2 separate regions of the Homo sapiens genome follow, and region 2 is linked to region 1. Evidence: chromatin loops called from intact Hi-C (ENCODE). Cell type or tissue: dorsolateral prefrontal cortex. All regions are shown on one strand. Each heading gives the region's core, and the rest is flanking DNA. Links, peaks and the distances in the headings are about the cores only. Region 1 has its middle 3.0 kb from the start of PLP1. Region 2 overlaps MORF4L2-AS1 (MORF4L2 antisense RNA 1).

What was found. A loop is a pair of places that touch in the nucleus more often than their neighbours do. Peaks named below come from ENCODE experiments on the same cell type or tissue, not always from the same donor. Only the 100,000 strongest peaks of a DNase experiment are listed, where the experiment ranks them.
Region 2: a loop joins it to region 1, with 9 times the contacts of the local background. A loop is called at or near these places in 30 of 110 quality-filtered maps.

Annotation. Positions count from the first base shown.
Region 1 is chrX:103,771,158-103,776,480 of GRCh38, forward strand. It overlaps a transcript of RAB9B not described here. Among named protein-coding and RNA genes, the nearest start is that of PLP1, 3.0 kb to the right of the region's middle. In dorsolateral prefrontal cortex, for the core only: a CTCF peak has its summit at 3,149; DNase peaks (open chromatin) are centred at 2,474 and 3,079; H3K4me3 peaks cover 2,717 bases; H3K27ac peaks cover 5,000 bases; H3K27me3 peaks cover 3,947 bases.
Region 2 is chrX:103,691,189-103,696,563 of GRCh38, forward strand. MORF4L2-AS1 (MORF4L2 antisense RNA 1) reads left to right here. Exons shown (of 3, transcript NR_038978.1): 3 at 231-1,372. Among named protein-coding and RNA genes, the nearest start is that of MORF4L2-AS1, 6.6 kb to the left of the region's middle. In dorsolateral prefrontal cortex, for the core only: no CTCF peak of the experiment used is centred there; a DNase peak (open chromatin) is centred at 2,843; H3K27ac peaks cover 5,000 bases; H3K27me3 peaks cover 3,975 bases.

The DNA of each region.
Region 1 (5,323 bases), core at 324-5,323:
ATACAGGATAAGAAGAGAAAAGAAAAGACAAAGGTCTGCAACTAAGTAATTTTTTTTTTTTTTGAGAGAGGGTCTCACTTTTTTGCCCAGGCTGGAGTGCAGTGGCACAATGAGGGCTCACTGCAACCTTGACCTCTCGGGCTCAAGTGATCCTCCCACATCAGCTTCTGAGTAGCTGGGACTACAGGCATGCACCATGACGCCCAGCTAATCTTTAAATTTTTTGTAGAGACGGGGGTCTCACTATGTTGCCCAGGTTGGTCTTGAACTCCTGGCCTCAAGTGATCCTCCTCCCTTAGGCTTCCCAAAGTGTTGGGATTACAGGTGTGAGCCACTGTGCCTGGTGGCCTCTAAGTATTAACAGGGAATTGCCATTTACTGTGCTATGTCCCAGGCTGAGGGGGGATATGAACCCAATTTGGCTACCTACAAAGCCTAAACTCCTAACCATTATGGATTATGTATCCTGCTTCAGGACCCATCTCATCTTGCCTTGCCCCAGATGATCCTCCCCAGAACAAAGCATGACTGGGGTGCCCAGGGCAGGCTCACAAGATGAAGAGATTGAGGGCTGAGATGCAGAGAAGAAGGTGTGTCCATAGGGAACATGATTTCCTGTGTGAGATTTCCCTAGCCATTCTCGTGGCTCACACCCCAAAAGCCAGCTTGTCTTGCCACAGCAGACTGCCCTTGCCTGTAGGGCTGCCGGATTCACTAATAAAAATACAAGGCATTCAGTTAAATTAGACTTTCAGACAAACAATGAGCAATTTCTCAGTATAAGTATGACCCATCCAGTATTTCGGATATACTTAAATGATTATTCATTGTTTATCTGAAAGTCAAATTTAATTGAGTTGAGCATCATGTATTTTATCTGACAACCCTACTTGCCTGGGCGTGATATTTCAAAGAGCAGAGGAATGGGGGGCTTTGGGGACTTCCCATTTAGTGATTTCAGCAAGGGGAACCTAACACCTGCTTTTGTTGTTGGCAGCCCTTGAGGCAACTGCTTCAAGCACAATGCTTAAGGCAGTGTTCCAGTGCTGGTGTAGGCTGACCAACTTGTTTTGGTTTTCCCAGGCCGTACCCATTTTTAGCACTGAAAGTCCCACATCTTGGGATCTCTTCGTTCCTGGCAAACCGGGATGATTGGTGATTGGTCACCCTAGTGATAGACATACCCAGAGGTGCTGGTGGAGATGTTAGAAGACAACAAATACACAAAGAAACTGCTAGGTGTGTCTCAAAGAGTCTCAACATTTCTTCAAAGCACATATCCTTGGCTCCATTTTAAAGATAGGCAGGTTCAGGGGAAGTATAGGAATCCTGGATCTGAAAGGTGTTGGTTCTAGAGATCACTAAAGTTCAGCCTCTATTTTTTAAATGCTTATCAAACATTTGCAGAGATACTCTGTCACCCCATCTGGTGATTATTATTATTATTGTTATTATACTTGAGCATAGGCACTATGGTAAGAATTTTATGTTCAGTATCTTGTGTAATCTTTTTTTTTTTTTTTTTTTGAGATCTGTCGGAGCGCAGTGGCACCATCTCGCCTCACTGTAACCTCTGCCTTCCAGGTTCAAGCACTTCTTGTGCCTCAACCTCCCGAGCAGCTGGAATTACAGGCATGCACCACCATGCCTGGCTAATTTTTATAGTTTTAGTAGAGACAGGGTTTCACCATGTTGACTAGTTACTGACTAATTTGGAACCCCACTGATCCTACAAACTGCCGGAAGTTTGCCTCTGCCCTGGGTTTCAAATAGCGGCCTCCTACTTAACCTGAGAAGTGTAGAAGGTTGAAAACTTGGGCTACAGCAGCCCGAAGCCTGTCCATCCTCCCCCAGCCCCCGGCTGTTGTTGCTCAGGGCAAAGGCTCTCTATTCACACATTTTTTCACAGCAGAACAACCTCCCAAGCAACTTCCAAGCAATAAGAGTCTGGAGACAGGCATTCTCTAGAGATGGCTCTGGTCTTTGCTTGCTAGGTGCCATTGGGAAAATTGTCTCAGTATCCCATCAGTCAAATTGAACAAATAACATTGGTTCCCCAGAAATAATACTAGTTTTATTTCTACTTTGCTCAGAAATCACATCAAACAAGCATCCTCCCTGCAGGGGCAACCCTGCAAAAGCTGGCCAAGTTTTTATGTTGGTGGAGGTGGGTTCTGTGGACAGCTTGTTTCTTCACATTGCTAGTAGCTATGTGGTGCTCCTCAGGCATTCTTTAGCTGAGATTTTTCATGTGATTATTTTGGCTTCCAGGCTACTCTTTACTCCATCCCAAGCCACGGGCATCTCCCCCTCACAAATACACCCCATGGCCTGCCCCTATCCATCCTCCCATTGTTCCTTGAACCTTCAGGAAAGGCAGAAGATCACCCTCCACTCTCTACCCCTGTCTGCCAGCTCAAAGTATGTGACATCTCTGGCCCTCAGCCCTCGGTTCTCTTGGCCAGAAAGGCATAGTCTAGCCAATCGGCATGAAGTTGGGTGTGGAAAGTTCTAGCCACAGTACATAGGACATAATATACTGCCTGCCTGCCAGCCAGCCAGTCTTCTATGCCAGGGCTAGGAAAGCTGCCTTCCAAAATTTGGTCTGGGAAGACATTATCCTGGGAATGAGAAGCAAAGCCTCAGCTCTAGAAGCCCAAATAATAGCAGATGACCCAGGCTTTCACTGGTACGCGCTTCTCTCTTCCCCTTTATGTTCTTCTCTGTGCTCAGGGAGAAGTTGGCCACTAGATTGGGCACTTGATCCCTTATCTAGTTTTTCCTGGGAGAAATTCACTGGACTTCTCTGAGTTTTAGAGTTCAGTCTACACAATGAAGCAAGGAGAACCCACTTGATCTGTGGCCTTCAATAATCTGATACTATGGGATCATAGAGCAGAGAGTGGAGGTAATATTCAAGTGTTTTCGAGTTATTTGCAAGAAAGCTGCACAGTCAAACCAAGCCATGATCAAGGGGGCCCAGATTCTCTGAGGTACCATCAGAATTGCATGAAGCAAACTGTTTACGAGTTTTATACAATCCTGCATTGTTCCCACAGGCACCCAGTACAGGCAGCAGGCTGCACCAAGAAGGCTGGCAGTGCCTCTTGAGGAATCCCTTGGCAGTGCAGGAGCCTAGCTGGACTCAAGAATATTTTGCCAAGGGCACCCAGCAGAACCAATGGAAGCAGAATCACAGAAATAGGTGGGGGTATGTAGATAAAAATGGGCTCTGGAGGACCTGGGAAGATACCCTATGAGGTCTGTAGGGAGCCCTCAGGAAAGGTCTGCTGACGAGGTACTGAGGCAGAGTGTCGGGATGTACAGAGCAATGAGAACACACTAGATTCTAGGGAGTTGGGAACCTTAAGGCACTGGGATGAGTGAGACACGGTCACCTGGCTGGGTCCCTTTTCTGGCCCTGGGCATAAGAACAAGCATAAGAACAAGGCGAAGACAGGGAATGTGGAGAGAGAAAAAGGAAACAGAGACAGACACATAGAGAGAAACAGAGACAGAGACAGGTAACAGAGACAAAGAGATTGAGACTTGGGGAGAGGATAGAATGAATATTAAGGCAATGGAGATGGAAGAAAGGAGAAGAGAAATGTGTGTTAAGGGAATGTGGTTGATAAATTGGTATCTGTGGGTTTATTGGGAACACATATTTTCTTTCCAGTAGAGTTGCTGTCCCCAGAGCTGCTGCTGAGAACTCAGGGGAAGCTTTGTGAGAGGGCTCAGTCTGAGTGATGTCCCCTGTGTGGAGAGCTGTCTCATCTATTCGAGCTGTGAAGGATCATTTGCCTCATCCTCTAAATCTGAACTCCCAAAGTTTGGGCTCACTCCTGCCATCTGATGAGCTGAGGAGACACATTTGGCGATTTCTTGCTCTTGGTCCTCCCCCTTCTCCAGGGCCATTCCGACAGTGACCATCCAGAAGTTTATTGCTGGCTCAATCCTACAGTTGAGCTTCCAAAGCAGGCATAGTCTGTGGCTGGCGAGCAGGGCTGGGGAGGGCGAGGGGCTCTAGGACCCTTTTCCATCAGTCACATGGCCTTAGTCTCGTCTGCTCTGGAAAGCTACTATTATACCGTTTTGCAAGGGGCAGCATTTCCAGAGATCCTTTTTTCTTGGGGCTGATACAAGAGCAAAGGATCTAGAGTTCTAGTACTCTAAGCAAGCCTCAAACGGTGCAGGATTTGGCCCCAGTGGGCCCACAGGGGCATCTGCCAAAGACTCGTCCATTTCCTAACAGCAGAGCCCAAGCCAGTAACATGTCCAAAGTCACAGCCCAAAGAGAAAACTGTAAGACACAATCTTGCCTTTCTCCCACCCCAGGAAGGTACTAGTCTCTGCTCAGTATCTCCCTCCTCTTCTCTCCTCTCCCAAGGCAAAATCACAGGAAAAGTTCCAGGAGACCATACCTTCCTTCTCCGGAGTCTTCCAACAGGTGCCCCTCTTATTATATGCCAGCCAGTTGTTTTAAAGGCCATCCATGGGAGGACACCGGCCTCTAGGTCAAGGGAGCTGTGAAGGGAGACAGGACTGACAAGGAGCCCAGACAGACACTGTTTAAGATTCACCTGTTCTAGAAAACCTTCCCAGGCTGATCCCATCTAGCAGTGGGCATTTAAATACCTTCACAGTCTTTAGAAATAGCTTATTGCTAAGGCAGGTTTTATATAGTATTTCCCTGTTTTTGCTGCTTAGCCATTTTTGTCTTACCGCTTCTTTCTCTGTGGCAAGGACTATATTTCGTTTCTTCTCTCCACCCTCACTGCCACCTGCTGCTTCACTCTAACCCACTCCCTGCCTCTTGTCTGCCTGGCTTAAGCTCTCTGATGAAGATATTACACTCTCAGGATAGAATACTGACTACCTGATTCCCAGATCGTGTTCTTGACTTGTCTCGAAGTCGATTATCCTTCTTGGAAATCACCCACATCTTCAACGCTGGCCTTTTCTTTAACCTAGTCTGTGAACTTGCATAGGTCTTGCCCACTTCTGGGTCTTTATTATTGTAGCTATAAAATTATTACAATTCTAGCCTCCCCCAGCCTAATCACAATCTGTTCATCGAATTGACAGCCTGCATTTTGTCTTCATGCAGTTGAAACTGAGAAGGATTTGGAGGAAATTATCTTAAAAGACAATTTTTTCTTCTCTATTGTGTTCGTAGAGCTGGGGGTGGGGGTGGGGGAGGAACGCTTATTTTCCAAGGAATCGGGAGGGGAAAGGTGGAGAGGGCCAAGGGCAGCTAGGAGTGATGTGGGGAGCTGGAGCAGATTCGGAAGGACTTTGGGAGCTAATATCTAGGTTTTTG
Region 2 (5,375 bases), core at 183-5,182, 80 kb before region 1:
GCTTAGGTCAATGTTTGTTTGGCTCCAAGGCCAGACAGAGAATATTTATGGTCCCAGCCTTCAAAGGACAGGCAATGCTCTGAGAACCCTGTGTTAATTTTCAAGGCCACCATTAGCTCATACCTTGCTTTTGTGCTAATTAGAAAAGCATGTCACCTGGGGGGCAGAGAAATTGTAGAGAAGGGCCCATTCCAGTGGAACAATGAGAAAAATAACTTTTCTTTCTGTAGGCTGTTGCAACCTCACCAGAACAGCTGAAGAATGAATTTCAGCCTGGACTCTACCTTATTAGTTGGGCACCCTTGGGGAGGGTGCAACCTGCCCAACATTTTCTGCTGGCCCTGTCTTACCTCATGACTAAGAGAGCCTTCCTAGGTCTGGAAGGTAGCAGTCAGTCTGTTCTGGAGGGTGGAGAGAGACACCAGTGTTTTCCCATGGTTTCTGGGTAGTAGATAAAATTGGTCTATTCTAAGGTTAATTTGATATTTTAAAATTTTGATTCTGACTAGCTTATTGGATTTTTTTGAATAATGTTTGATTAATGTAAAGGTTAAAAATAAAACCTAATATTTCAGCTAAGCAAATGGTATTTCTTTAATAAGGACGTATTTCTATCTATTTATACCTGCCTCATTCCATAGGAATTTTATAAAGCCAGTCCAGGAATGTAGTCTGAATCAATCTAGTTTGCTAGCCTGTGAGACCAGGGCAAAGATGAAAATAGTCATGGGAAAGTTTTATCCTTTTAGGGGTATCTGTCTTCTTCTAGTTCCTCTCTCCTCCTTTGACAAATCCCCACCCCGAGACTGACCTACCCATTTGACAGAATGAGATTACTTCTTCAAATGACCCAAAACACTGAGATCCTGAACCTAATCAATAATGTCCTTGGATGACCTTGGGATGCCAGATTCACACATAATTCCTTGTTGTCCCCTTCCTGAGTTAATAGTTTAGCATACAATTTACCAAAATTTGTAGTTTCCTGAGCCACAGACTTCACTTGGAATGATCATATAAAGTCATCCATGCTACATACCAACCCACAGAAATGAGGACCGCTTTCCTCCAGTGTATGCTGAGTCCTACAATCTGAGCACTGCTTCAAGAGGATGCCTTGAGTCATTTTTCCAGAGTTAAATTTGCTTATGCTTCTAACCTCCACCTACAGTCCCCGTTACACTGGGAATGATAAAAACTATGCCTTTTGAAAATATAAGCTGTCATGTTATTAAAGATGACAAACCAGTAGTAGTTAAAGTGCTGCATCTAAATTGTTGAAGCTTGTTACGTGGGAGTTCATTAGACTGTTTTTCCTACTTTTGTGTATTTTTGAAGTTTTCCATAATAAAACATTTAAAAAGACAAAAAATGTTTTAAAGTGCTTCATCAGTCCTGAGGAAGAGAACGCACATGGGTTTCTCTTTAGAAGAGTACTTATTAACCAAGGGGTTAGGTAGAATGTACACCCTTTAGTAGAGACATACCCTGTAAAAATCTGGGGAGGGGGGCGTTTTAGATTGAAAAAGCCTCTTTGCCAAAAATTCTGGTTAGGTCTTCTAGAAGGGAAATATCCTTCTGCCTGCAATCCCCCTCCACCAAACCCCACAAGTAAGTCTTGCTGTAATGAACCACTATTGGTGAAAGAAGTATATCATATCCCTTGGGCGATTGAGAGTGGAGGGAGCTTGAAAACCATGGAAACAGACCTCAGCTAATTGGCAAAAACTGTTAGCCAGCAGGAAGAGAAGCACAGGCAAAGGGAGTATTGGGGCAGGAGATGGAACTTGGAGTGTAATGGGGCTTCATTCTCACCCCAGGTGAGTGCTGGAGAGGACAAAGCTGCTAATGACAGAGGACACCAGGGAGCAGAATATGTGGCAAAGAGGTCCTTACTGAGGACCTCAGGGTATTCTTGGAAGGCTCTGGGCCCCATCTGACTTGCAGGTTTTTGTTTTGTTTCTTTGTTTTTCGTTTTTGAGACAGAGTTTCACTCTTATCGCCCAGGCTAGAGTGCAGTGGCGGATCTCAGCTCACTGCAACCTCCACCTCCTGGGTTCAAGCGATTCTCCTTCCTCAGCCTCCCAAGTAGCTGGGATTACAGGCGCCGGCCACCACGCCCAGCTAACTTTTTGTATTTTTAGTAGAGACGGGGTTTCGCCATGTTGGGCAGGCTGGTCTTGAACTCCTGACTTAGGTGATCTGCCCGCCTTGGCCTCTCAAAGTGCTGGGATTACAGGCGTGAGCTATCATGCCCAGCTGACCTGCAGTTTTTAAAACAGTGGGGTGGATCCCTGTCTCTCACCATACACAAAAATCAACAACAACAACAATAAAACAATGGGAAAGCTGCCTGAAGGCAAAGATCACACACACACACACACACACACACACACACACACACACACACACACTCTTTCAAGGACTTGGAACCTGACTGTTCCAGGTCCAACCTGAACCTGCTTGGAAAGGCGGGTTCCATAGAGTACCCATTGAAAACTATGTGGTTTTGTTCGTTCTTTGTTGTGTTTTCACTGTGTAACTAAGCAAATGACGGGGTTTGTACACTGCTGGGAGTGAGCAGATATGGTTGGAGAGGTGGGGCACTGTTTAGGGCATGGGGAAATCAGAGCACATGTTCTCTCAAGGTCCTGAGGTTGAGATAAAATGGTTTGAAACTGGGGACAGAGAAGGGAGCAAGGGCAGTTCCTAAAAGGTACAAAGCCGAGATTCACCCCGCTGCTTCCAGGCCAGAGTTCTGGGTAGGACGTCAATGAGACCCAGGCCGGTACAGCCAGCTTTCAATAGAGCTGGTCTGTGAAACTTGGCCGAGAGGACAGAGGAAGATTGATGTTTGCTCCAGAGTGGGGCTGTCAGCTGTGCTCACCACCTCACCATGCTCCCAGCTGTAAACAAAAGTCCTGGCCCTTCATGGCACTGCAGAGCAGTCCAGGCTGGCGTAAGTCTCTGAGGACAGCTAGACCATTTTCTCATCCTGGCTGAGAACCAGAAGACAGAAGAAACAATAGAAGGTGGTGGGTAGGGGTGGGCAGGATTGCAAGGGGGTGAGAATCAGTGACCAGAGGGAAGGAGCTGTCAATTTCAGATCTTAGGTTTGTGCATCCAAGTACTTAGTACAAATCTTATAGGGAAAGCAGACCCCTTTCCTTGTCAGCTTCACAGATAATAGTGAACTACCAAAGGAGGCTTGCAGGGACTCTAGTGCCTCATTCATTCATTCATTCTTTCAGTGAATACCTCATGTGCCTGTCACTGGGCTAGATACTCTGGGTGATGCCAAAGTAATACAAGACAGCTCGTAAATTCAAGGAACTTACAAGAAGTTTGTAAACGTGTAACCTTAAGTCACAATACCAATAGTAAGACTTTAAATCCTAAGTGACAGACATAGAATAAGAGTTTAGAAACGAGAGTAGTCATATCTGGTCATCATCAGAGAAAATGGAGTTTGAGAGGGCTATAGAAAGATAGACACAATTTGGCCAAGGGAAAAAAGATACCAGGCATTCCAGGCTAGGACCAAATTGTTAGTAACAATGAGGCCTGCCTTCGCGAAGGCAGAAAGTTAGTATGACACAGACTCTCTTCAGTCTTCACCCCGTCATGTTCCTCACCACAGCTAACCCAGTCTTCAAAACTCACTTAAATGTCACTTCCTCAGGGAGGCCTTCCCTGATCTCCAGGGCCAGATTAAGTACTCTTGCTTTATGTTCCCATAGCACCCATTACTTTCCCCTTTCTAAGACACCACTATTTTCACCTGATGACCTACTCATGTCTCCCTACAATTTGTTCTCCACTCTGCAGCCGGAGTTTTTTTGCAAATGCAAATCTGTTACATCACTTCCCTCTTGGAAACTCTCCTACCTCTAACATCTTCCTTCTCCTTTGCCTTCCTGGTCCTTCTTGCCTCTTTCCATCTTACTTTTCCTTCTGGTCACTTCTTAAATGTCTCTATCTAAGTTTGTCTCCCCTGCCAGAATGTCAGCCCTCTGAGGGCAGGAGTTATGTTTCTTCCTCACCATGTATCTGTGTATTTAGCACAGTGCCTGGCATATTGTGTTAGGCACTCCACAAAAATTTGTGAATAAATCCAAGGGAGATAAGGCAATATTAGTAGCCAACTGAAGGATTAATCTTACACTTCTGTGCAAAGGGAAATCTTTAAAAGTTTTTAAATAGGGGTATAAAAAAAATCATGAGAGAACCCTGCCTTCTGACAAAACAAACAGAACAAAGCAAAAAATGATCAAACAAAACCCAGAGAACTCCAACCTCAGCTTACCCTAAACCCGGCCTCCCAATGATCTTGTAGACTCATGTTCTCTTCCTTTCTGTTTCCCCCACCACTGCCTCCTCCAAAAACACAAGAAAACTTACTCATTGATCCTTCCAACCAGAGAAATTTGGCAGTATGGCCAAATACACTTACTTCCACATTTGTAGTTGTTCGTTGGGCTAGCATTTATTGCCCACCTCCATTGTTCCAAGTGCTGTGCTCATAGCTACAGATGGAGACTTTTTTCTTACCTCGATGGTGCTCACAACTGAGTGAACCCCTTACACTTACCACTCACTTCGTGACTTCAAATTTCTAGTGAAGGGCTTTGCTTTACCTGGGCTCAGTGATGGAGACTTTTCAGGGTACTGGAGCCTGCAAAAGACCTCAATTTCAGGACCATCTGTAAAACTGGGGACTCAGTGAGACTCAGAGGATGGATAAGTATATCCGTTTACACTAGACTGTTACCTTTCTGTGAGGAGGCTAAATGGCAGGGTGGTGAATATCCGGAAGGGTGGTTAGGCATCAGCCATTTCTTAACCTTATTAGGTTGGGCTTACTAAGGCAAACAGGCCACCAAGGTGCACCTCTTGAGTGAAGCAGCATGGAAAAACTCAAGGAATGACAGGAGAAAGAATTGGATTTCTCATTAAAAATAGAGGCACTGCCTTGCACTTTGAGGGGGGCTGAAATAAGAATGCAACTCCAAGAAACCTTCCAAAGATAATCAGAGGACACCCACTCACCCTGAGGTAGCCCTTAATGCCAGGGTATGGTTTTTTCATCTCAGATTCAGTTCCCAGCTAATTAGGGGGTAGCAAATTAAGACATCAGAGAGCCAGTGCACGTTCACCCCTTCACACCCCCCACCCCCAAAGAAGGGTGAAGGAAAGAAATAGATACTATTTTGTAGCTGAAGTCCTAACTGGATATCTCTTGGCTGAAGAATAACATCATACATGGTATCAGTGACACTTTAAAGATATAGTCATTAGTTTTGACCCTCTCTTTCCCCCTTGAATCCTTTACCCTAAACATGAATCCACCACCAGGATGTTAGGGAGAGAGACTA